Regions from separate parts of the Mus musculus genome. Here regions 2 and 3 are each linked to region 1. A link is a loop called in an ENCODE intact Hi-C map of the cell type or tissue named here. Cell type or tissue: heart. All regions are shown on one strand.

Region 1 (8,000 bases):
AGCCAGGAAGCATGTGCGTCCTAAGCTTCTGCAAAGCTGGTCCACAGCTTACCTGGCAGGGAAATGGGGTTTTGTCTTAAATCTGATATTCAGCTCAGGTAAAGAACTACACCCCTTGGAGCAGAATTTATGTGTGGGACAGGGGTCAGTGATTCTAGAACTCATGACTACTTCTTTAGTTCTCTTTATCTGCTTCTAACTCCTGGAGAAATTGAGTGCACATATGTACTATCAAGCAAATGCATGCATACACACACAGAGACACATCCTCTACCATCTGCAATCTTCCCTTAGAAAGGATGAGGCGTAGTCATCACACACACACACACACACACACACACACACACACACCCTTTTGCCTCCATGACAGAGCCTCTATGCTAGGCTAACCTGCTTTGTAGCTGAAAATGACCTTCAATTTTTTATCTTCCTGCCTCAACACCCCCAGGTGGAGATTATAGGCGTATGTTACTTTGTTTGCTTTGTGCTGTGCTAGGAATTGAGCCCAAGGCTTTGTGTACACCGATGTCTTTTTCTCTCCACTGTGAGCCTTTCTCCTTGCTGTGAGGCCTCTCCTCTCACTGAAAGAGAGAGGTGTACTTTGGTCCCAGGCTCTCACTGATGTGGAAGCTATCCTTCCTCCCTCAGACTCTGAGAGAAGATTTTTCAAGGAAAGTGCCCATGAGCGTGCACCTGCCCTGCTGCCTCTCTCTCCCTAAGCATCCCTGCCCTGGCTCGTCTTAGTTCAGGCTCATTCCTTTTCCCACCAAATTCAGGATAGATGTCTTCTGGGTTCAGAAATGATTGCTTTTCCCACAGCCTTTTTCAGGAGTTAAGATCCCTCTCATGTCTGAATCACTATAATAAAAACATAGTTAGAAAGGCAATCAGATCTTAGAAACCCACAGTGGTTTTCCCCGTTTGCCAGGGACACGATGGTTACTGTTGGCACTATTTGTTAAGTTGGTGGATGTTCAACTGAATAAATAACTTAAAAGTATGTGGATAATCAGATAAAACCAGAACTGTGACAGGACCAAAATATGCTGAGGCATCCTGACATGGCAGCCATCTTGAAAGTTTTTACCGACCTTAGGAGAGTGCTTATCTTTGTTACATTACGAGAAGAGAGCTCTGCTTTAATTTACTTAATCTTTGTTTCTCTTCTTTAGGAAGTCAAAACAGTGACATCATCCTCTACCATCCCACAGGCCGCTAGGATCACCATTCCCAAGTCTAGGCCCTGACAATGTTTGTCCTAGTTGGGGGGAGGGGTGAGTTATGTGTCACGCAAAGGAAGCTTATGCTATTTTTAGATTGATTTAACACACCATTGAAACATATCATACACATATCACACCCATGACACACACGCGGCGTTGTAACACAGCATGTGTCATACATACATTCTCTCTCACTCACACACATAACTTGCTCTTCTTGTCCGGCTTTTAAAAATGGAAGGCAGCCCAGAGAAGCCAAGCCCGGTTGACTAGAGTTGAAAAGGCTGTTAAAGTTTAAAAGCCAAGTGCCCCTCCAGTTCTCAGCCCGGCTTTGAGACATGTGGGAGGGCTTCGAAGCCACAGTGCCCCTCTCTAAGGCTCAGGCTTACAGTTGGTCCCCAAATGTTTACCAGCATGAAGATGCCTAGCTTACAGGAAGTGGGAAATGGGTGTGGGGGGTTGAGGGTGGGTGGGTGAGTAGGGAGTGGGGAAGAGGGTGGGGGGTGATCTATTGATGTGGTTAGCCTGTCATTGACCTTGTTTGGCTATAGCAGGAGTTGAATTAGAAAATGAAAACCCGTTTCATCTTGAGCATATTTTATCCCTTTTTTTTTTTTCTTACTTTCCTTAGGGGAAAAAAACTTTTTTAAGCCCAAGTGGAGTCCAGTCTCCAGATTTGGTGCTCAGGTTCCCTCCGTGCCGCAATAGCAGCTACTATAGTCGTTTTGCTCATAGTCATCTGGCCGCCTACAGAGTGATTCCCAACCTACCCAAAGACTAAAGGGGCGGGGAACCTGGCCCAGGAGCTGAAACTGAACGAATGGTGGGTTTGCTGATGCATCAAAAGAAAGGGACGGGGCTTTCAGAGAACATAGCTATTGGGATTGTGATGGGCTACCATTTCACAGATGAATGAAGACAGCTGCTGAGATTGGGGTGTCCTGACACTGGAGAAAATGAAAAAACAAAACAAAAAACAACAACAACAACAACAAAAAAAAAAACCGACCAAAACTGTATCCAGCGTGTTGCTTAGAAGAAATATTTTTTAAAAGATTTATTTATTGCCGGGCGGTGGTGGCGCACGCCTTTAATCCCAGCACTTGGGAGGCAGAGGCAGGCGGATTTCTAAGTTCGAGGCCAGCCTGGTCTACAGAGTGAGTTCCAGGACAGCCAAGACTATACAGAGAAACCCTGTCTCGAAAAAACAAAAAAAAAAAAAAAAAGATTTATTTATTATATGTAAGTAAGTACACTGTAGCTGTGTTCAGACACCCCAGAAGAGGGCATCAGATGGTTGTGAGCCACCATGTGGTTGCTGGGAATTGAACTCAGGGCCTTCAGAAGAACAAACAGTCAGTGTTCTTACCCACTGAGCCATCTCTCCAGCTCCTAGAAGGAATATTTTAATACTTAGGATTCCAGACCATGGCCACTTCAGTTCTTTGTGCTGTGCACAGGCACTAGCACCTCCTGGTCTCCTAGCTTTAGTGTCCACATCCGGGAGTGCGGGGCTCCAGCCTTTGGAGGGTGCTGGGTGGCGCTCAGCCCACAGTCAGGCCCTGCTTAGCTGTTCTGCTCTGGACGCTACCTAAGTGCTATAATATGAATTTGCCCTTCATCTTAGCTTATACCACTATCTCTCCTTAACTACCACCGTCAGCATCAGAACTTGGCCTGGAACTGTTTGTTTTGTTTCCCCCTCATCTCGTGTTCGTTTGTCCTGGAGCAAATACTTCAAGGATATTATACTCCAATGATGCTCTATCCCTTTTTTTTTTTTTTTTTGGTTTTTTGGTTTTTTGTTTTTTTGTTTCCTGATGGTTTCACCTATGGCTTTGTCCAGCACAGCTGGAACACCTGGAACTAATTTTAGGGTTGCCTGGATGAGCCTCACACTGATATTTGATGTTTGCGTCCTCCCTAGACTCAAGCCTATTTCGCCACCTCGGAAGGTGAGCCCAGGCTGATATTAATTAACCATGAGTTGATTCACAGGCATCTTCCAGTCATTAAAGCAAACATTTGGCTTAAAATAGCCCTCTTCCCACTCTGACTGCCACCCTTTGCTTCTTTCTTTACACCACAGTGGTGGAATCACTGACACTTACATGGTATCTGTGCCCCAAGAGCAAAGTTTTTCATGAAAGGAAAGCAGGGTAAACCGTGTTAACTGCTGTGCAGTGGAGACAGCTAGCAGCAGGCCAGACCCTGAGATGACTACATTGTTTTTCTGTCCATAGTGGTGCTGACTCAGCATCGGTTAATAAACCCTCTGCAGGAGGCTGGATTTCTTTTGTTTAATTATCACTTGGACCTTTCTGAGAACTCTTAAGAATTGTTCATTCGGGTTTTTTTGTTTTGTTTTGGTTTGGTTTTTTTGGGTTTTTTTTTTTTTTTTTTTTTTGGTTTTTGGAGACAGGGTTTCTCTGTATATAGCCCTGGCACAAGAGCAAGCTAACAGCCTGTTTCTTCTTGGTGCTAGCGCCCCCTCTGGCAGAAAATGAAATAACAGGTGGACCTACAACCCCCCCCCCCCCCCCCAGTGTATTCTACTCTTGTCCCCGGTATAAATTTGATTGTTCCGAACTACATAAATTGTAGAAGGATTTTTTAGATGCACATATCATTTTCTGTGATACCTTCCACACACCCCTCCCCCCCAAAAAAATTTTTCTGGGAAAGTTTCTTGAAAGGAAAACAGAAGAACAAGCCTGTCTTTATGATTGAGTTGGGCTTTTGTTTTGCTGTGTTTCATTTCTTCCTGTAAACAAATACTCAAATGTCCACTTCATTGTATGACTAAGTTGGTATCATTAGGTTGGGTCTGGGTGTGTGAATGTGGGTGTGGATCTGGATGTGGGTGGGTGTGTATGCCCCGTGTGTTTAGAATACTAGAAAAGATACCACATCGTAAACTTTTGGGAGAGATGATTTTTAAAAATGGGGGTGGGGGTGAGGGGAACCTGCGATGAGGCAAGCAAGATAAGGGGAAGACTTGAGTTTCTGTGATCTAAAAAGTCGCTGTGATGGGATGCTGGCTATAAATGGGCCCTTAGCAGCATTGTTTCTGTGAATTGGAGGATCCCTGCTGAAGGCAAAAGACCATTGAAGGAAGTACCGCATCTGGTTTGTTTTGTAATGAGAAGCAGGAATGCAAGGTCCACGCTCTTAATAATAAACAAACAGGACATTGTATGCCATCATCACAGGATGTCCTTCCTTCTCCAGAAGACAGACTGGGGCTGAAGGAAAAGCCGGCCAGGCTCAGAACGAGCCCCACTAATTACTGCCTCCAACAGCTTTCCACTCACTGCCCCCAGCCCAACATCCCCTTTTTAACTGGGAAGCATTCCTACTCTCCATTGTACGCACACGCTCGGAAGCCTGGCTGTGGGTTTGGGCATGAGAGGCAGGGACAACAAAACCAGTATATATGATTATAACTTTTTCCTGTTTCCCTATTTCCAAATGGTCGAAAGGAGGAAGTTAGGTCTACCTAAGCTGAATGTATTCAGTTAGCAGGAGAAATGAAATCCTATACGTTTAATACTAGAGGAGAACCGCCTTAGAATATTTATTTCATTGGCAATGACTCCAGGACTACACAGCGAAATTGTATTGCATGTGCTGCCAAAATACTTTAGCTCTTTCCTTCGAAGTACGTCGGATCCTGTAATTGAGACACCGAGTTTAGGTGACTAGGGTTTTCTTTTGAGGAGGAGTCCCCCACCCCGCCCCGCTCTGCCGCGACAGGAAGCTAGCGATCCGGAGGACTTAGAATACAATCGTAGTGTGGGTAAACATGGAGGGCAAGCGCCTGCAAAGGGAAGTAAGAAGATTCCCAGTCCTTGTTGAAATCCATTTGCAAACAGAGGAAGCTGCCGCGGGTCGCAGTCGGTGGGGGGAAGCCCTGAACCCCACGCTGCACGGCTGGGCTGGCCAGGTGCGGCCACGCCCCCATCGCGGCGGCTGGTAGGAGTGAATCAGACCGTCAGTATTGGTAAAGAAGTCTGCGGCAGGGCAGGGAGGGGGAAGAGTAGTCAGTCGCTCGCTCACTCGCTCGCTCGCACAGACACTGCTGCAGTGACACTCGGCCCTCCAGTGTCGCGGAGACGCAAGAGCAGCGCGCAGCACCTGTCCGCCCGGAGCGAGCCCGGCCCGCGGCCGTAGAAAAGGAGGGACCGCCGAGGTGCGCGTCAGTACTGCTCAGCCCGGCAGGGACGCGGGAGGATGTGGACTGGGTGGACATGAGAGAGGCTTATCTCAGATGTTGGATCTTCTCTTGGAAAAACGTGTGGGTACGACCTTGGTAAGGAACCAGATTCTGTCTTTAATACGATTTGAAACCTTTTATCCCTTTTTCTTTCTTCCTTTTTTTTTTAACTTTTCTTTTCTCCCCCCTCCCCCTTTTAAAAAAAAAAAAAGAATGAAGCCTCAGTAGAAACCAGCGCTTCTGTTTTAGTACGCGGAGCACTGTCAAACATTTAGAAGACTTTTTTCCTCCGTATGAATCATTAACCCTTTCAGTTCTAGACATAATTGTCAATTCACTGAAATTTCAGTAGTGGTTCTTGTCCGCTTCGCCACTCGCTGCCTTTACATTACTGTAACTATCCCGGGTTGACTTAGGTTTTCACTTGTATTTAACATCGTTTGTTCCACATGACCTTACATGTTGGAACTAAATAAGAATGAGATAGTTTAAGTTGTACCCGGGACAAGGACAAGTAAGCATCTTTCCCCTTCTCGGAGCGTCCTATCTAGGGACGAATTGTAAAGACCAGCTCCGGAGAGGGACTCCCGCTGTACTGTGTTTACATTTTCACAAGCGCGCGTTCTAACATGGTTATCCTTATTCCTAATTTTTATCTGCGGCGTCTATGTGGGAATACGTTGCAGAGGCTGTTTTATCTTTCTTGCTTTTCCTCTTTGGAAAGGACTTTTTCCGAGGGCAGATAAGAGGAGGATCCCCAAGTCTTCTGTATAACTTTAGTTACAGTAAACTGTGCCACTTCAGTGACTTCTGGGAATTCATGCACTTTCACATTTAAATAGAAAGTGCTATTTGTGGCTGAGGGCTCCTAAAGGAATTCTCTTCAGGGAATTCTATTGACTTTTTTTTTAATATGTTTTGTTTTTAATTTTTCTATCTGGCTCGAGATGCCCACGGATTAAAAAAACAAACAAAACTGCTGGGTGTTTCCCTCTTCCCCAATTTTTCTTTTCCTGTGGTCCATGGGAGCTCGGGAAGGCTGGTACTCAAGGATGCTGGCAGGATGCAACCCCTCTCAGGCTTGCCTGCTGGAGGATGAAAGAGACTGAACGCGCGCGCGCGCGCGGCAGAGGGAGGGGACCTAGTTGTTTTGAAAGTTGCTTCGCTAGGGAGCTGGTGGGAAAGTTCAGTTTTCCCCATTTGGAAAAGGCAGACTGGGTTCCGCTCCTGCACCACACGTGTTTTCCATTTTTAGCTTCATTCAGACGCAGGCAGCGCCCCTGCCTCTTCCTCCCCTTGTTTGTGACACTTCTCTGAGACAGCTTTTCCACAGCTCTGAGGGTCTGGCGGCCATGACCCCGGGCGTCCCGGGACACAGGACGCAGCAGCGCCCACAACACATTTCTGCCTTGAGTGATAAAGCCAAGGATTGTTCAAAGGTAGCTGTTCTTTCTCTCCCGATGAGGTTAACATATACATATACGCTTTTTTTTTTTTTTTCAGCCAAAGGCTGCATTTTAAAACCGTGCTTCTTCAAGGCAGTCTACTTTACACGGCTTTGGACTCTTACTCAACTGTACAAGTACTCCAAGCTTTTAAAGTCTTCAGAGCACCGTGTTAGTCATAGCCTCTAAGAGGGAGGCACAGGAGCGCCGGACAATGGGGATTAAAAGCCTTTCCCTTCTCTTCCAGGCTGCCCCCAAGTCTAGCTCCGGCTCCGTGAAGTTTCAAGGACTGGCAGAGACTGGGATCATGAAAATGGACATGGAGGACGCTGATATGACTTTGTGGACAGAGGCCGAGTTTGAAGAGAAGTGTACATACATAGTGAACGACCACCCCTGGGATTCCGGCGCTGACGGGGGTACTTCTGTTCAAGCCGAGGCATCCTTACCAAGGAACCTGCTTTTCAAGTATGCTGCCAACAACAGCAAAGAGGTAAGCCGGCTGCCTTCTTGAAGTCTGACTGGCAATTGGGCCAGCTCTCCTACTACTATCTCTGAGAACCGTGAGAATTTATATGCATTGGCAAATAATTGATCGCTCCAGTGGCTGTTTTCCTTGCTTTCTCTTCAAACCAATTCCTATTCATTTCTTCCTCCCTTCAGCTGTCCTATACTAATTAGTAAACAGTTAAATTTTTTGGCAAGTTGACATGTCTTGGGAAAGCTAACTGGCAGCACTGGTGGGCAGCATGGTAAAGGGCTCAGTGCTTCACCCCCTGGCCCTCTTGGATGACAGTTTTAAAGGAAAGAAACTTCCTTAGAAAAAGAAGTTTTTCCTCTGCTCATGAGATGGCTTTATTCTTTTAACGAGCCAGCTTTATTAGCTGGGTTTCTAAAATTATTCTCAAAACCTTGACGTGTTTATGAACTGAAGAGATGGCATTAACCAGGAAGAGGGTCACGTAAAAGTGTCCTCTGTCAGGATGACTTCACTAACCACCCTTTACCTGTGGCAGCTCCCTGGCCTGGGCCAGGCCGGCAGGTCCATGTTTTATGGCTTCTGAAGTGGGTACACTCTTTGTATCAAAGACACAGAACACCTGAGGAGCACCTGAT
Region 2 (8,000 bases), 300 kb before region 1:
ACATATTAATGTTACCCAAGTTCAAAGTATACCTTAGTATTTATTCTTGGTGAAACTTGACAAATATAAGATGGCAGGTATTTACCATTGTGATACATAGAAGAGTTTTGCCACCCTTAAAAAAACCATATATTCTATTCATTCATTCTTCCGTACCTCCCTGCTAACAACAGCTAGGAACTAGAAGTCTTGATATTTTTTCTGTAATTTTGTCTTTTCCAGATGTCATCTAATGGGAATGATAGAACTGATAAGTTATAGCTACATATAGCCAATGAAATAGTACTCAGTGCTGAAGATGGACCATCAGGCTGGTAAATGACACAGAGGAAAGGTTTTGTTCACTAGATACAATCATAGATCACCAGGTCACTTACTGAAGGAAATTTTGTTGGCTTCCAAGTTCAGGTAATGATGACTTGGCTGAACAAGTGCTTGTTCTATTCTGGGAAGATAGAAGTGTGGAATCCGTGGGCATGCTTTGCTTCATCCTCAGCCTAGCTGAGCTCCATGTGGACTCATTTTTCAACATTTGGGGTCTGCTGACTCAGAACTATGTGTGGTTAGAACTGCAAGGCAACTCTGCAGCCTAATCCAATCTCATCAGGTACTTTAGGAAACAGTTACCACCGTGTTAACACTCCTAACACTCCACCGCTCTATTCTTTTAAAAAGTCAAACCTTCCTGGAATTTGTTCTTGTTTTGTTCTGTACTTTGGCTTTTGCTTTGAGATGGCCAAAGTCATGTTTGTTTTTAAATGACTACTACAATGTAAAGATCTCTTGTCCATTGGGTTCAGCCTCTGATTTTATCACTAAGTTTTGGATATACATCACAAAAACGAAATTTAAAAGACAGAATTTTTTTTAGAATGGCAAAGTGTAGACTGGGAATCGAAATGGAGTTAAAAACACCATGTAAAGAGTCACATTATAGCTGAATAGTATTGCATTGTGTAAATGAATCACATTTTCTGTATCCATTCTTCGTTTGTGGGACATCTGGGTTGTTTCCAGCAACTGGCTGTTACAAATAAGGCTGCTGTGAACATAGGGGAGCATGTGTCCCTGTGGTATGGTGGGACATCTTTTATACCAAGAGGTGGTATAGCTGGGACTTCAGGTAGATCTATTTCAAATTTCCTGAGGAGCCTCTAGATAGACTTCCAGAGCAGTTGTACCAGTTTGCAATGGAGGAGTGTTCTTTCTCCAAATCCTCACCAACATGTTTTGTCACCTGAGTTTTTGATCTTAGCCATTCTGATTGGTGTAAGGTGGAATCTCAGAGTCATTTTGATTGGCATTTCCCTAATGACTAAAGACTTTGAACATTTCTTTAAGTGTTTCTTGGCCATTTGAGATTCCTCTGTTGTGAATTCTTTGATTAGCTCCATACCCTATTTTTTGTGGGCTGTTCAGTTTTTTGGAGGTTAACTTCTTGAGTTCTTAATATATTTTGGATATTATCCCTGTATCAGATGTTGGGTTAGTGAAGTTTTTCCCCAATGTGGAGGTTGCTGATTTGACCTGTTGACAGTGTCTTTTGCTTACAGAAGCTTTTCAGTTTCATTAGATCCCATTTATCAATTGTTGATCTTAGAGCCTGAGCCATTAGAGTTCTGTTTAAGAAATTTCTCCCCTGTGCCAATGAGTTTGAGGCTCTTTCCCACTTTTTCTTCTATTAGACTCAGTGTATCTGGTTTTATGTTGAGGTCCTTGATACACTTACACTTGAGCTTTGTGCAAGGTGACAAATATGGATCTATTTTCATTTTTCTACATACAGACTGCCAGTTAAACGATCACCACTTATTGAAGATGCTTTTCTTTTTTCCATTGTATACTTTGGGCTTCTTTGTCAAAGATCAAGTGTCCATAAGTTTTATTTCTGGGTCTTCAATTCTATTCCATTTGATCAACCTGTCTGTTTATGTACCAATACCAGGCAGTTTTAAGAATGAAGACATCATGGGTTTTTGCAGGCAAATGGATGGAACTAGAAAATATCCTGAGTGAGGTAACTCAGACTCAAAAGGACATTCATGGTATGTACTCATTAATAGGTGGCTATTAGCCAAAAAGTATTGAATACCTAGGATAGAATCCACAGAACTCAATAAGGTTAGCCTACAGAAGGGCCCAAGTGAGTGTTTGGAGACAAGGATGCTTCAATCCCACTTGGGATGGAGAAGAAAATAATCACAGGAGGCAGAGGGAGAGAGGGATCTGGGTGGGAGAGGGGAGTAGGGGAAAGGGTGGATATGGTCAGGTATGGGGCAGGGAGGAGAGACAGGAAAGAAGCCCTGAGGGCCAGCAGAAGGAATAGAAATATGCAACCTGGAGCGGGGTGGTTAGGAAGTACTAGAGACCTGGAAGGTGAGATACTTTCAGGACTTAAAGGGAACTTGAGATGAAATGCCCAATAGTGGGAAGAGGGAACTCAGAGTCTACCTCCAACAGAAAGACAGGGCATCAAGTTGAGGAATGGGGTTGCCATCCCAAAGTCAAAAATTCTGACTCGGAATTGTTCCTGTCTAAAAGAACTGCAGGGACAAAAATGGAGAAGAGACTGAGGGAAAGGAGGTCAAGTCACAGGCCCAACTTGGGATCCTTCTCAAGGGAGGCTCCAAGGCTTGACATTATTATTGAGGCTATGGTGTTCTTACAGATAGAAGCCTACTGGCTGTCCTCTGAGAGTCCCAACAAGCAGCTGACTGAGACAGATGCAGATACCATTGGACTGACATAAAGGACCCCTGTGGTTGAATTAGAGAAAGGCTAGAAGAAGCTGAGGAGAAGGGTGGCCCCATAGGAAGACCATCTGTCTCAACTAACCTGGACCACTGAGATCTCTCAGACACTGAGCCACCAACCAGGCAGCATTCAAGAGCTAGTCCCACTCTTCCCCACCTCCCACCCCCAATATATATAGCAGAGGATTGCCTGGTCTGGTCTCAGTGAGACAGTGTGTGTGTGTGTGTGTGTGTGTGTGTGTGTGTGTGTGTGTGTGTTGGGGGGGCATTCTTTTGGAGACAGGGGGAGAAAGAATGGGATAAGGAACTGTAGAAGGGGAACAGGGAGGGGCAATGGCTTCACTGTTAAAAAATAAAAGTAATAAAAGAAAAAGAATCATGGTATAGATTAGAACATTGCCCCATGCTGGGTTTAACCCAGCACTGCAGAGACTCTCACCTTGGTAACTACATGACTGGCTGGCTACCAGTCCCCCACCCCCAGCCCCCTGCTCCAGGAATTCTTCAAAGAAGAGCCCTGGCCTCTGGTCTGGAAAATTGCATGCCAAAGGAGACCTCCCATTCTGGTCAGGGTCAGCAGGGTTTCAAAGCTGACTAGTACAGATCCCAGCTACTTCTACCTTGAAAGAGAAAGTTGAAGCCCCTTCTGCAGAGTTTCCCAAGGAGACAGTCTTAACCTGAGGCCGATCTTCTTTGAGGGGCACTGTTAGAGGACAGGGTTATGTCTTCTCACTTCAAAATGAAGAACACCTTTACAAGAACTGCCTGTAAGAACACGTAGGTCTTTCCAGGAGAGGATCCTGACATCTTACCTCACTCTCTTCCCCAATCCCACTCCGCCAGCGCAGACTCTCCACAATGAACATCCTAAGGAAAAGTTAGTGTGTATTGTCAGGTCCCAAAGAAATCTGGGACAACCAGGCAAAGGGCTAACTGAAGAGCTTGTTAGCATTCCAAAGCCTACTCTGGCCCAGGCTTACTCAGTAGCTGTGGCTCCTCTCTGCTTTTCTCTCCCCTACCTATGCAACTCCCAAACCTCTCCAGCCCAGAGGTTTCACCCGAGCTTCTGATTCCTATATAAACCTGCTAGTCTGCTGCTTCTCCTCCTTCTCCACCTCCTCTTCCTCCCCCACCTCCTCCTCCCTCACCTCTTCCTCTCACAGCTTGCCCTTTAAGCTCTCTTGGTCCTGTTGGTCCTCCTTGGTTCTCTTTGTTCTCCTCTTCCTCTCTCACTCCCTGCCCCACCCCATTTTTATTCCTGTATTTCTTGGTGTATGGAATTACTATCAAATTCTTTCCTGGAAGGTCTATGCATGTGGGTGTGAGTATCCCAGCAGCAGCAGCAGAGGCTGGCCTGGCATGCAAGCAATCACTCAGAAGACTATTCCCTGCTAGGGGAATACCAAAGTTGGAGATCCTTTTGGGAAGTGTGACCTCATCAGGAGTCTCAAACAAACAAACAAAAACAAAAAACACCCCCAAACCAAAAAACAGACAAACAAACAAAAAACCCAAACAACCCTAAAAACAACCAACTCAACCACCCACCACCACCAAACCCCTACATCAGTCAATACAGGTGCTTGCAAATGTTTATGAACAGCAGAGGAAGCTGGATTCCAGGAATAACAGCTAGAGTGGCACAGAAAGTTCCAGCAGAGGTGCTTGTCCTTGGAGGCTGCCACAGGACCTATAGCTCAAGGCTCTTTTCCTTTAGGAAAGCTGCAAGTGAACTCAGAAATATCACAGGGGGAAGACTCCATGTTTCTCCTTTTGCTTGTTTGAAATAATCGCCTGAAACCTTTTTGCTGTTGACACCAATATGATTTCTGTCTTCCAAAACTCCTGGTGAGTAAATCCAATGGACAGAAATGAATTCATAGCTAGAACTCTGCTGGGATGGAGAGTGTCCAGCCTCTTTTATTGGAAGAAGTTTAAGAACCTACCCAGAGCATTCAATATAGGCCCTGTGAAGGAGGGGACCTCAGCTGGGCTGTTGACCCTGCAGATGGTCTATTGCCTGGCTTATTCTGTCCCTGTCCCTCACCCTGTCTCCTTCTCTGTGTGGCTAGAGTTGAGTGTAGCCAAGCGGCAGAAATGATACGGTAGAAAAACAGTGGCAAGGTCACATCCATGTTTGTACTGCAGGTCTCTGAGACTATTAACACCTCGGATGATGTAACACGCTATGATAACCCTGGCAACAGCTCTCTCACCAAAAGACAATCCTAGGAGAGAAACAGATGGGCCCACTGCCAAGTCTGTTGTTCCTTTGAGAGACTGACAGAGTAATGAGTCACGGCACACAAGCGAGATGTGTCAGGACTGAGTAGTACAAAGTGGGAGCTGTGAATGGATAGGAGATTCCTTTTGGATTCTAACACAGTCAGTCTTTTTTAATGCTGAAAGTGTGACTTATTGTTAATATTAGAAGGCTGTGGTGATATTTAATAGGCTTCTGAATTACTGTAGTACAGGCATTGGTCAATCAGAATATACCCTAAGCCATAGAGTGCTGATATAACTACAGTAGGTGCCATTTCGTAAGGACAATCCCAAGTACAAAAGAGACCAAAACTGATAAAGAATCATCACAAAACATTGCTTAAGGAGGGGAGAGGAACAAACTCTACTACATGTGACAGTGTAAACATTCACTTGGCTCTGTGAGTTATGAGAAGGTAACGCCTCCTCTTTCTGCTTGTTTGATGACTTGCTCAGTTCATTGACAGTCTGCAATAGATTTCTTTTTTCCATTTGGATTAATTTCACACACTCCCCATTGCTCTGTACCCATGGCTGGAGTTTAACACGGAGTTATTGAATGATTCCTTCTTGATTGAATTCGAGAGTTGAGTCTTTGTACATCCCTGGACTCATCTGGCATGCGACTCCCTCCCTGCCAGTCAGCCAGTCTTTCTGGATAAACAACATGCTACACCAGGGACTGGTATGTGTGTCCTTACCCTCAGACTCTTTAGACACAAAAGTGATAACCTAGAGTGCCTGTTTGTAACAACAGAGTTTGTTTCTATCTCAGGTTTAAATAAGCAAATTTGGCATGGGTTCTGGTATACATGTAAGGGCCGTACATGCTTTATGTCGGGACCAGCCTTTTACAGATCATCTCAATCATCCATCTTTAAACTTCTGAGAATTGTTTCTTTTTAAAAATATTTTGATTATGTAGAATACACATTTTATAAATAAGGGTCATGGAGCCACAGATCAGAAAGAAATAAAAATTTAAGTCTCAAACATGTTAAACAGGGTCATAAATTTTGCTTTAGCATATAGACAGTTCCACTTGTCATTCAAACCTTCAGTGGAGTAAGGATATTGCCTCACTGTAGATACTGGGCTGAGTGTTCTCCTTGGCTATGCTACTATATCCTAGTAGATCCTGATGGCTTGCAAATGCTCATGGGTAATAGGGTCACTCTATAAACGAGCCTGTACTGTAACAGCATTGGTCCAGATTAGTTCGGTTTTCTGGCTAAAATGATACATCTGCTATCTTCACTGTGGAGGGGGGCTCTGTGCACAGTGATGGAATGGACATTGTCTACTTAATGCTTTTCTCCAAATGTTATCATAGGCTCTGAAGGGAACAGGACAACACTCATTTATAAAGTGGTCAGTAAAATATTTGCTTGTGATGTACATTTAAATAGGTATCCAAAAAGTAACTTTCAGAAAAGTTTTTAAAATCTTTTTAATGCTAGTGAGATGTTCAGTGGGTAAAGGTGCTAGTCACCAAGTCCGATGACCTGAGTTTAAACCCTGGGGCCCATATGGTAGCAGGAGAGAACCAACACTCTCAGGTGATCCTCTGACCTTCAAAAGTGTGCTGTGATTCCCACACCACACACACACACACACACACACACACACACTGCCCATTATAAAGTCAGTCTAATATTTTGTAATTCTTTCTATTTTGTCTTGTAATTATTGCCTGCTTTGGATCACAAAACCAAATCCTCGGTGGCTTCTTTCGTCATTATCCTGGACTGTTTTCCTACTCAGATTCTACTTCTTATGTTATTAAGCAGCATGGATGTGTTGGCATGTATGTATGTCCTAGAAGAGTTAAGAGGGACAGACTAATGCTCAGGAAATGAATGAGTTCACAATCAAAATTCATCCTTAAACCTGGTCCAAGTTCAGTTGTGAATTTCATATGGAAGCTCCTTAAAGAAAGGAAGAAATGCAGTCTTCCTCCTACTGCATATAAACCTGGGTCCAAGAGCTTTAGTTGAACATAAGAATCCCTCCAGTATCACGTGTGTGGTAGTTCCAAGCACCCTGGTCATCTGTACCAACTCCTGCATCCCAGCATGCACTTAGTAGGCTTTTGTTCTTGTGGAATGCTCACCATCAGAAGAGACAACTTGGACTGTCCAGTCCTTCTATGAAGAAATAAAAGATGGAGGTGTGGCAGATAGCAAGATTTCTCTCTCAGAAACACTTGGGTTCTTGCTGGGGGCAAGATGTTTGAAAAGTACCATATAAAACTCTTCTTTCTATTCCCAAATCAGCTTCATATGCTGGCTGAGATGGAAGTAGGGCACTGTTAAAATTAAACACAGTTTTGCCTTTCAACGCAACAGAGGCATAGCTGACTCATCCTCCCTCTCTCTCTCTCTCTCTCTCTTCCTCCCTCTCTCTCTCTCTCTCTCTCTCTCTCTCTCTCTCCCTTGCTCTCTCTCAGGAAGCCTGGCATTGAGAAGGATTTTCCATTGTGAGTGTTAAAGAACTTCCTCAGAAATTACAACTGTTGTGACCTCTGTGTTTCCACCGATAGATAAGACACGAGATGAAAGTATGAAAAAGCAAGCCAAATCCCCTAGGCATGGCTGCATCAGAACAAAGCCATTATGTTGTGACAGTTAGATTTAAGACCCATGATGCCACCCTGGGAAATCTGCAGTCTGAGCGTTGCCCAGACTCTGCAAGCCTCCTGGGGCCATACCCAGAAACCGGCCTTTATGCCTCGGTGCGTGCAGTGTCGTTTGTGAGAGTTCTGCCCACAAAGCCATCAGATGGTAACAATTTTCAGTCACTTCCAACATGAGTTGGTTTTGAACTTTAATATGCAACCTAATTATGACTGCAAACACTTTGTTAAGCAAACAAACTTCAAACCCCTTTAAGGAAAAAAAAAAAAAAACAAACCCTAGCTCTTCTCTGGTCATTCTGTCTTGTACAAAGGCTTTAAAAATAAAACTCTGTAGGGAATTAGAG
Region 3 (8,000 bases), 170 kb before region 1:
CTTCTATAAACTGCAATTAAAGTGACACTTGTAAACACAACCGAGAATATCTGTTCTCATCACAACTCTGTCCCTTATCTTCTCCGCTAGGTCAAACTTATTGCTATACTGCTCCCAAGCTAATACAGGCAGGGAAAGCCTGCCAATCAAGTGCAATGAGTCTAGTTACCACAAAAGATGATTCTATTGTTCAATGTTAGCAGAAGTGAATTCATGTCCTTCACGAGAAAGGTGAATGGTTGAGAAGCATTAAATTAAAAATATCAAATAATCGAACCAAAAATATTTCGGCCCACAGATTTTTCTTAAACTAGTTTTATTTCATTTTAGTGTCTGTGTGTGTGTGTGTGTGTGTGTGTGTGTGTGTTTACCACAGCATGTGTGCAGAGGTTAGTGTCACATCTCTCTCTCTCTCTCTCTCTCTCTCTCTCTCTCTCTCTCTCTCTCTCTCTTTCTCTCTCTCTCTTTCTCTCTCTCTCTCCACTGTGGGGTCATGAAGAACCAACTCAGGTCATAAAGATTTGATGGAGAGACAATTTGCCCACCAATCCATCCCATTATCCCTGAAAACACTGTAATTTAAGATGTAAATGTTTGTGACCATGTCGTCAGCTACACTGAACCATCAACTCAAAGAAACATGTTATCTCTGCTTACAAATCAGCCTCAGAGGCTCTAATAAGTTCAGCTCAGTTATGGTTTTCCAAAACAAAATGCCAAATCTTTTAACACTGGCCAGTTCTCATAAACCATAAACTAGCTGCTGGTCTCTCAAATATAATGGCAGAATTTTAAAAGTTACTGGAATAAATGTCATCCTGGATACATTTTTTTTCTTGCCCTATAGGAAAATAATAGAAACCTCAATTTTATTAGAAAACTTTAACATTCCAAATGGCGTCAGAGTCGACTCACCCACAGATCCCAGGTCCAGTCCATATGTTGCAGACATTCCCACCCCCATAGCCCAGTTCCCAGAGATAGGAGGAAAAAAAAAAAAAGAACTTCACACAAGATCTGCTGACGTCAACAGAGTGTTTGCGTGCAAAGACAGTCTTGTGGATGTTAAAGACAGTGTGTTGTAACTTTTCTTAAGGCCTCAATTATTCAACAAAACCTCACTTCTAAAAAGGGGAGAGGGAATGTATCACTCTTTTTCAAGGAAGAAAGAAATACAAGTAAATCATGAACACTGCTTCAAAGTGTGCGCTTCAGCTAGAAGTCTGCATTACGATCTCGTCACTGCCTTAAACTTCACACAGCCATCTACGTGAACACAAACAGTGCCACACATCCCTAGGAGAAAAAATAATGACGAGGAAGCAAGGCAGGAAGTAGAGAATGACAAGGATCTACAATTTATGAAATTTACAGCCTTTTTCCCCCTTAGCTTCTTCCACATTTTTACTGATGCCAAATATCACCAAGGAATCTAAGTTCTTAGTTTTCTGGTTATCTGATGGATGTTACAGAGCATACAGCAAGCTACTGGTCCCAAATATAAAGAAATACTAAGTGTATTGTGTGTGTGTGTGTGTGTGTGTGTGTGTGTGTGTGTGTGTGTGTGCGCGCGCGCGTGCACTCGTAGAGAACAGTGAGAAAGCATTAAATACATAAATAAATAACTCTAAATCAAAGAGAGCCTGCCTGCCTCTTGAACGTCTATAATGAAGGCAGGGTAATTGGTTGTAGTGCACCCTTCTTATTAATGAAACCAAGGTTGCTCATGACTTGATTTATACATGAAGCAATTTAATAAAGCTTTAAGCAACACTCATGAAAGATAGTAGGATTTCTGTGTCCTGTTTAAGTAGCAGATATCTAAGTGCATCCGAAGAACTAAAACGGAGAGTAGTGCGTATCTAGGGTCAGGGTGAGTTGCCTGTAAGGAAACTATTTGTTTGTGTAGTGGTCAAGATTGTCCATTTCCTGCAGTATGCCTCTTCCTCCCAGACAGCAGACTGGGAAAACATCTCCCTGGTGAGAGTTGTTCTTGTTTGTAAAGCCGTACCAATTTTAAGTTCAAAATGAGGGCAGACATCTTCTTCCATATCTATATGAAAAGTAATCTTTTCATCCCAGGAAAGTGTATCACCCAAAGGAATCACAACACTGTGCTTTTGACACTGTTAAAAACAATGTCTGAACGACAGACGACTCTGTCTAACTGTCCAGAAGCTGATTGTCCTGCGCCGTTTACAACGTGATGAGGACAGGTCAGCTGACAAGTTATTTTGATCTGTTTCAGTTCCATAAACTGTGTATATAGTTCTGTTCTCAGGGCTGAAGCGATTAAAAAAATTGAAGAGGACAAACCCTCTGCCTCACTTCCCTAGTAGACTTTCACAAAGTTCCTTTAATACCCCCAAAGCAGTCGGGCCAGAAACAACACGGGATCTGCTCATCTTAGCTCTTATCACTTGTTTTGGTTTGGGTTGTTTGGGCTTGGGGTGGGGGCTGCAGGGGGAGGTATGTATGATATTGTTATTACGCGAGGGAAGAATTGTATTCTCCGATTTGAATTTTGCTCCTCTTGTCTTCCTGGCAGGTTTCATCTTTTCTCTGAACTCCCGGAAGACTTAATCCAGATCTTCCATAGGGCACATACATTGTCTTCCCTCTTGAAAAGTGTTTTCAGGTAAAGGACACACCTGTATGTTCATAATTACCATAGAATTAGATGCATACAAAGAGATTTTTTAAAAAAATGACCAACTCTTTTTTAGAACAGGAAGAGAGAAGAAATAACATGTTTGCCTACACATACATGTGGGTTTATACAGGCACATATATACACATGCAGACATGTATATGTGCAAATACACGCATTCATATTTGGCTTGTGAATATATTTAAAGACATGACCCCCCCCCCCAACACACATGCATATGCTCTCTCTCTCTCTCTCTCTCTCTCTCTCTCTCTCTCTCTCTCTCACACACACACACACACACACACACACAGAAGCAGTCTGGGAACCCCATGCGCCTCTCATACACTGTTTTACTTGTCTGGTTTCCCACTTTGCCCAGAGCACTAGGTAGGATTCTAAGGGAATGCGGCCTCTTCCTTTGTTCTGGTTACAGCTGTGTCTGTCTGAATGAGCTTTCCGAGGGCCTAGGGTAACGGTCTTGACCATAACTGCTCACAAGAAGCCATGAAAGGGTATGCAGGCAGCCACATGAACGCGATGCTCTTTAATTATGAGGTCCTATCGTGGAAGGAAGGCTGGCAGACAGGCAGACGCATTCCAATTACGCTAATACACCTTGTAAACATCAAATATTTTTAATCTGAGATTAAAGAGAGCCTGTATCCTCACAACACTCCTGAGACTGCGTCTCGGGGCCACTGCCCGTGCTGCTGGCGAAACAGGATTTCCTTTGGTCAAAATAGACTTTCAGAAGAATAACAGCCTCGAGTCGGGAGGCGGTCCCCACACAACTTCCACTGCAAGCTGTCCAAAACTTCAGATGCAGTTCTTAAAAAGCTTCAGAAAAGACAGTTCAAATTTTCCGGGGAAATTGATTAATGTCCTTGCTTTCCTCCAGAGACTGGTGGTGAGTTCTGTGCCCTTGGTTAGGGCTGGGCAGTTGTAGGACTTGATCTTACATTTGGTTCCTTCGTGAGTTACCTGCTTTTACTTGGTACCAGCCCCTGGGCTATAGACTGAGAAGGAAGTGTCCCAGCCACTTTCAGTCAGAGCTAGGGAGAGTGAGGCCAAGCCAATCTCAGGAAACAGTGATTAAACTGAATAAAACCATGTATGTGTAGGCCTCTGGTAGGCTATCATGACATGGAATACACACATACATACATACACACACATAAACGCACACATGCACATAAATACATATATGCACACATGTGCACACATACATGCATACACACATATATAATTCTGGTATTATATCACACGCTAGAGTTGCTATTAACTTTCACAGGGATAGAAATTTTCATTTAAATCACAAAATGTTTGAAACTCCTTCTGGTTTACTACCTGAAGGCTGAGATATCAAACTGCCACCAACTGGGTAGCTTACAAACAATAGAAGTATATCATCACAACTCCAGCAGTGAGGAGATTTAACATAACGGTATGTATGCTGATATAGAACGATTCTGTCTGTGAGAGCCACTTTCAAAGCACAGACAGCGCCTTTACATCTTAGCTCCGCAGAAAGGGTAAGATTGTCTCTCTGGCCTCTTAGCAGAATACCAATCCCATGTGTGAAGGCTCCACCCTCATGACCAGTTTAGCTTCTAATACCATCACCTTGGGAATTGGGATTTCAACCTAAGAATTTGGGAGGAGGATTAACTCTGTTGTTAAGAGCACTCACTGCTTTTGCAAAGGACCTGGGTTCAGTTCCCAACACCCACACAATGGCTCACAACCATTCATAATTCCAGTTCTAGGGGGATCCCCATGGGCACTAAACAAAACACTTACTCACATAAAATAAAATAAAATGAATCTAAAGTCAAATAAACTCCAGGGTAGTCAGAGCAAACCTGAAGAAAAAAAAAAGATTAGACCATAACACCTTCTTACACTAATCAACTGCCCGTGTTAGCAGTAATTCTTTGTAGATGAACTGAGGAAGAGTTGCCAAGGCAAAATAATTTTTATGCAAGCATAACAACTTTGGAATTCAAAATGTAGAAAAAGCAGGTGAGTTCTCGAAAACTATCCTGTATGAGTATGGACTTCTAATTCTTCAGCCATGTGAATCTAAACTTTTGTGTATCATTCCCTGAAAGTGAATGGTGTGTGTGTGTGTGTGTGTGTGTGTGTGTGTGTGTGTGTGTGTGTGTGTGTGTGTGTGTGAAAGGGGGAGAGGGGGAAAAAGAAGAAGAGAAGGAGGAGGAAAAGGAAGAAGAGGAAGAAAAGGGGAGAAAATGCAGTTGCATGTGGAAGGTAGAAGACAACTTCAAGTTCAGATTCCACCCACCCTCTGACTCCCTACACCCCACTCCCACCCCTACCCTGCCCCACAGGAAGGAGTTCCCCCAAGCCTAGAATGTGCCAATTTGACTAGGGTGAGTTACCAGGCAGCCTTACGAATGGACCCATTTCTGCCTCCCTCAGACTGGGATTGCAAGCAAGCATCCCCACACCAGCCTTGTCCTGGTTCTGAAGGACACAATGCAGATCCTTGCACTGCAAGGCAAGCTTTATTGACTGAGCTTCCTCCCTAGCCTTCAGAGGAGCAAGCTTTATGAGTGTCTTTACAGAGACCACTAACTGGTATAGTTATATGATAAATACCCCAACAACTATGCTTACTAACTTAAAGGGACCGTGATAAGTTCGTGGGATGGAAACACAAACTAGACAAATCCCCCAAGTTCAGACTGCTGATAGTTCAGTAGAGGAGAGTGATCAGAAAACATAAAATAAACATGCAAAAAACAATAAAACATAAAAATGATAGGTGATAATCACAGCATGAGCAGAGACCACAATACGGAAAACACACACAAAAGGGGAAACAGTTATCTTTACCCAGGCAGAAGTTTTAGCAGGCAGGGATGAGGGGATCAGGTTGTCTTGGCTTCAGTGACATTAGCCAGGGCTTTAAGAAATACAAAGAGAGCTGAGGAGTCTCTCATAATTAAAGCACTTCCCATGCAAGTAAGAGAATGCTTGCCTGTAATTCCAGAATCAGAGGCAGAGGTAGGGCATCTCTACTAGCTAATGACACTAACTACATTGGTAAGGTGGGCTCTGGATTTGATTGAAAGACTTTGCCTCAGAGGATAAATGGAAGGAATGATGGTGGAGAAAAATCACAGATATCAACCTCAGGCCTGAACATATATGCATACATGTGTGCACTAAATATGCCCACATGTATACAAACACACATACATGAAAAGAAGAACAATTAAGTTAAAAAGACATTCGTCAGGAAAAGTGAAAATCTATTCTAAGCAGCTATATTGATCAATAGAAAGCCAAATAGTGAGAAATGGCATAGATGAATAGGTAAAACTAGATGTCTTAAGACAAGAAAAGAACAGGGGGCCTTAAACACCATGCTAAAGAATCTCTACTCCATCCCATGCTTTTGTGGAATCACAGGAACTTAGAACACAACAGAGTCACTTAATCCGAAATGTGGTTCGGAGAGATGGGTCTGGGAAGAACAAGGCTGATTATAATGAAGCCCAGCAGAAAGCAGAGAGAGTAAATAGAAGACTATTGCCCAAGAACAGGGTAAGACCTAGGGCAATGAGCATGAAAATGGAGGAGACCAGAGCTGGAGCCAAACTTGTAAGGTTGGATCACAATCATGGTACGTCAGAAGAGGCCCTGGCTTGGGTGGTTCCTTGGTTCTTAGGTGCTGGGAGATGACTTGGGGGAATAACTTTTGGGTTGGTCTGTGGTGATGAGCTGAGGTTTGGACAGCTGCCATATATTCAGGTTTAAGATACAGGAAAGAGCTTGCTGGGGAATAAGTATATATCAGAGTCATCAATGTACAATACGGTGTGAAGGAATAAAGCCAGCTAGAAAGAACACATGGACAGAGAAGAGTCAAGAGTCAGGACTGTGGGTGGTGAGAGGAAGAGAGTCATCTCTTCTCACCGGGTACAGCCTCATCCCTGAGCCACACTTGATACGTTTTTTTTTTCCTTTTTTTTTTAAATTAGGTATTTTCCTCATTTACATTTCCAATGCTATCCCAAAAGTCCCCCATACCCTCCCCCCCCCCCCACTCCCCTACCCACCCACTCCCACCTTTTGGCCATGGCATTCCCCTGTACTGGGCCATATAAAGTTTGCGTGTCCAATGGGCCTCTCTTTCCAGTGATGGCCGACTAGGCCATCTTTTGATACATATGCAGCTAGAGTCAAGAGCTCCAGGGTACTGGTTAGTTCATAATGTTGTTCCACCTATAGGGTTGCAGATCCCTTCAGCTCCTTGGGTACTTTCTCTAGCTCCTCCATTGGGGGCCCTGTGATCCATCCAATAGCTGACTGTGAGCATCCACTTATGTGTTTGCTAGGCCCCAGTGTACTCTCACAAGAGACAGCTATATCAGGGTCCTTTCAGCAAAATCTTTCTAGTGTATGCAATGGTGTCAGCGTTTGGAGGCTGATTATGGGATGAATCCCCGGATATGGCAATCTCTAGATGGTCCACCCTTTCCTCTCAGCTCCAAACTTTGTCTCTGTAACTTCTTCCATGGGTGTTTTCTTCCCAGTTCTAAGAAGGAGCAAAGTGTCCACACTTTGGTCTTCGTTCTTCTTCAGTTTCATGTGTTTTGCAAATTGTATCTTATATCTTGGGTATCCTAAGTTTCTGGGCTAATATCCACTTATCCGTGAGTACATGTTGTGTGATTTCCTTTGTGATTGTGTTACCTCACTCAGGATGATGCCCTCCAGGTCCAACCATTTGCCTAGGAATTTCATAAATTCATTCTTTTTAATAGCTAAGTAGTACTCCATTGTGTAAATGTACCACATTTTTTGTATCCATTCCTCTGTTGAGGGGCATCTGGGTTCTTTCCAGCTTCTGGCTATCATAAATAAGGCTGCTACGAACATAGTGGAGCATGCTTCTTTCTTCCTAGTTGGAACATCTTCTGGATATATGCTCAGGAGAGGTATTGTGGGATCCTCCTGTAGTACTATGTCCAGTTTCCTTGGGAACCGCTTGATACGATTTTTAGTTTTAAAAACTAGTCTAGTGAGAATTAGGAATAAGAATATTAAAGGAATAGTTCACCGAAATTACATTGGGATAAGCATAGTAAAATTTAGCTAACACATACTGTATTTGACTATAAATAACCAAATCCCCTTAGCTCATAAAGTGAGTGAATCTCTTCTGGTTTAACCCTTTTCCTGAAACTTTATGTGAGAATTGCTGCATCATGAGTGACCTCATTGCCAACTCCTAAATCGTTTTACTCTTCCTAAGATGTGAAAGTGATGTATTGAAGCAGAAATGGGTGGTTTTAAAGATCATGATCGTTTAAGGAAA

Evidence for each region. Hi-C counts contacts between places; a loop is a spot of excess contacts. Peaks named below come from ENCODE experiments on the same cell type or tissue, not always from the same donor. Only the 100,000 strongest peaks of a DNase experiment are listed, where the experiment ranks them.
Region 2: a loop joins it to region 1, with 2.9 times the contacts of the local background. A loop is called at or near these places in 16 of 42 quality-filtered maps.
Region 3: a loop joins it to region 1, with 2.7 times the contacts of the local background. A loop is called at or near these places in 5 of 42 quality-filtered maps.

What each region holds. Positions count from the first base shown.
Region 1 is chr10:44,456,002-44,464,001 of GRCm38, reverse strand. It overlaps Prdm1 (PR domain containing 1, with ZNF domain), which reads left to right and starts at 5,254. Exons shown (of 7, transcript NM_007548.4): 1 at 5,254-5,535; 2 at 7,132-7,377. The coding sequence starts at 5,494. In heart, CTCF peaks have their summits at 3,696 and 5,330; DNase peaks (open chromatin) are centred at 3,701, 5,201 and 6,681; H3K4me3 peaks cover 3,461 bases; H3K27ac peaks cover 1,315 bases; H3K27me3 peaks cover 3,366 bases.
Region 2 is chr10:44,752,535-44,760,534 of GRCm38, reverse strand. No RefSeq gene overlaps it. Among named protein-coding and RNA genes, the nearest start is that of 4930431F10Rik, 18 kb to the right of the region's middle. In heart, no CTCF peak of the experiment used is centred here; no DNase peak of the experiment used is centred here; H3K27me3 peaks cover 3,318 bases.
Region 3 is chr10:44,626,040-44,634,039 of GRCm38, reverse strand. The region is part of intron 2 of Gm35154 (a long non-coding RNA gene); the gene reads right to left. Among named protein-coding and RNA genes, the nearest start is that of Gm35154, 31 kb to the right of the region's middle. In heart, no CTCF peak of the experiment used is centred here; a DNase peak (open chromatin) is centred at 3,389; H3K27ac peaks cover 684 bases.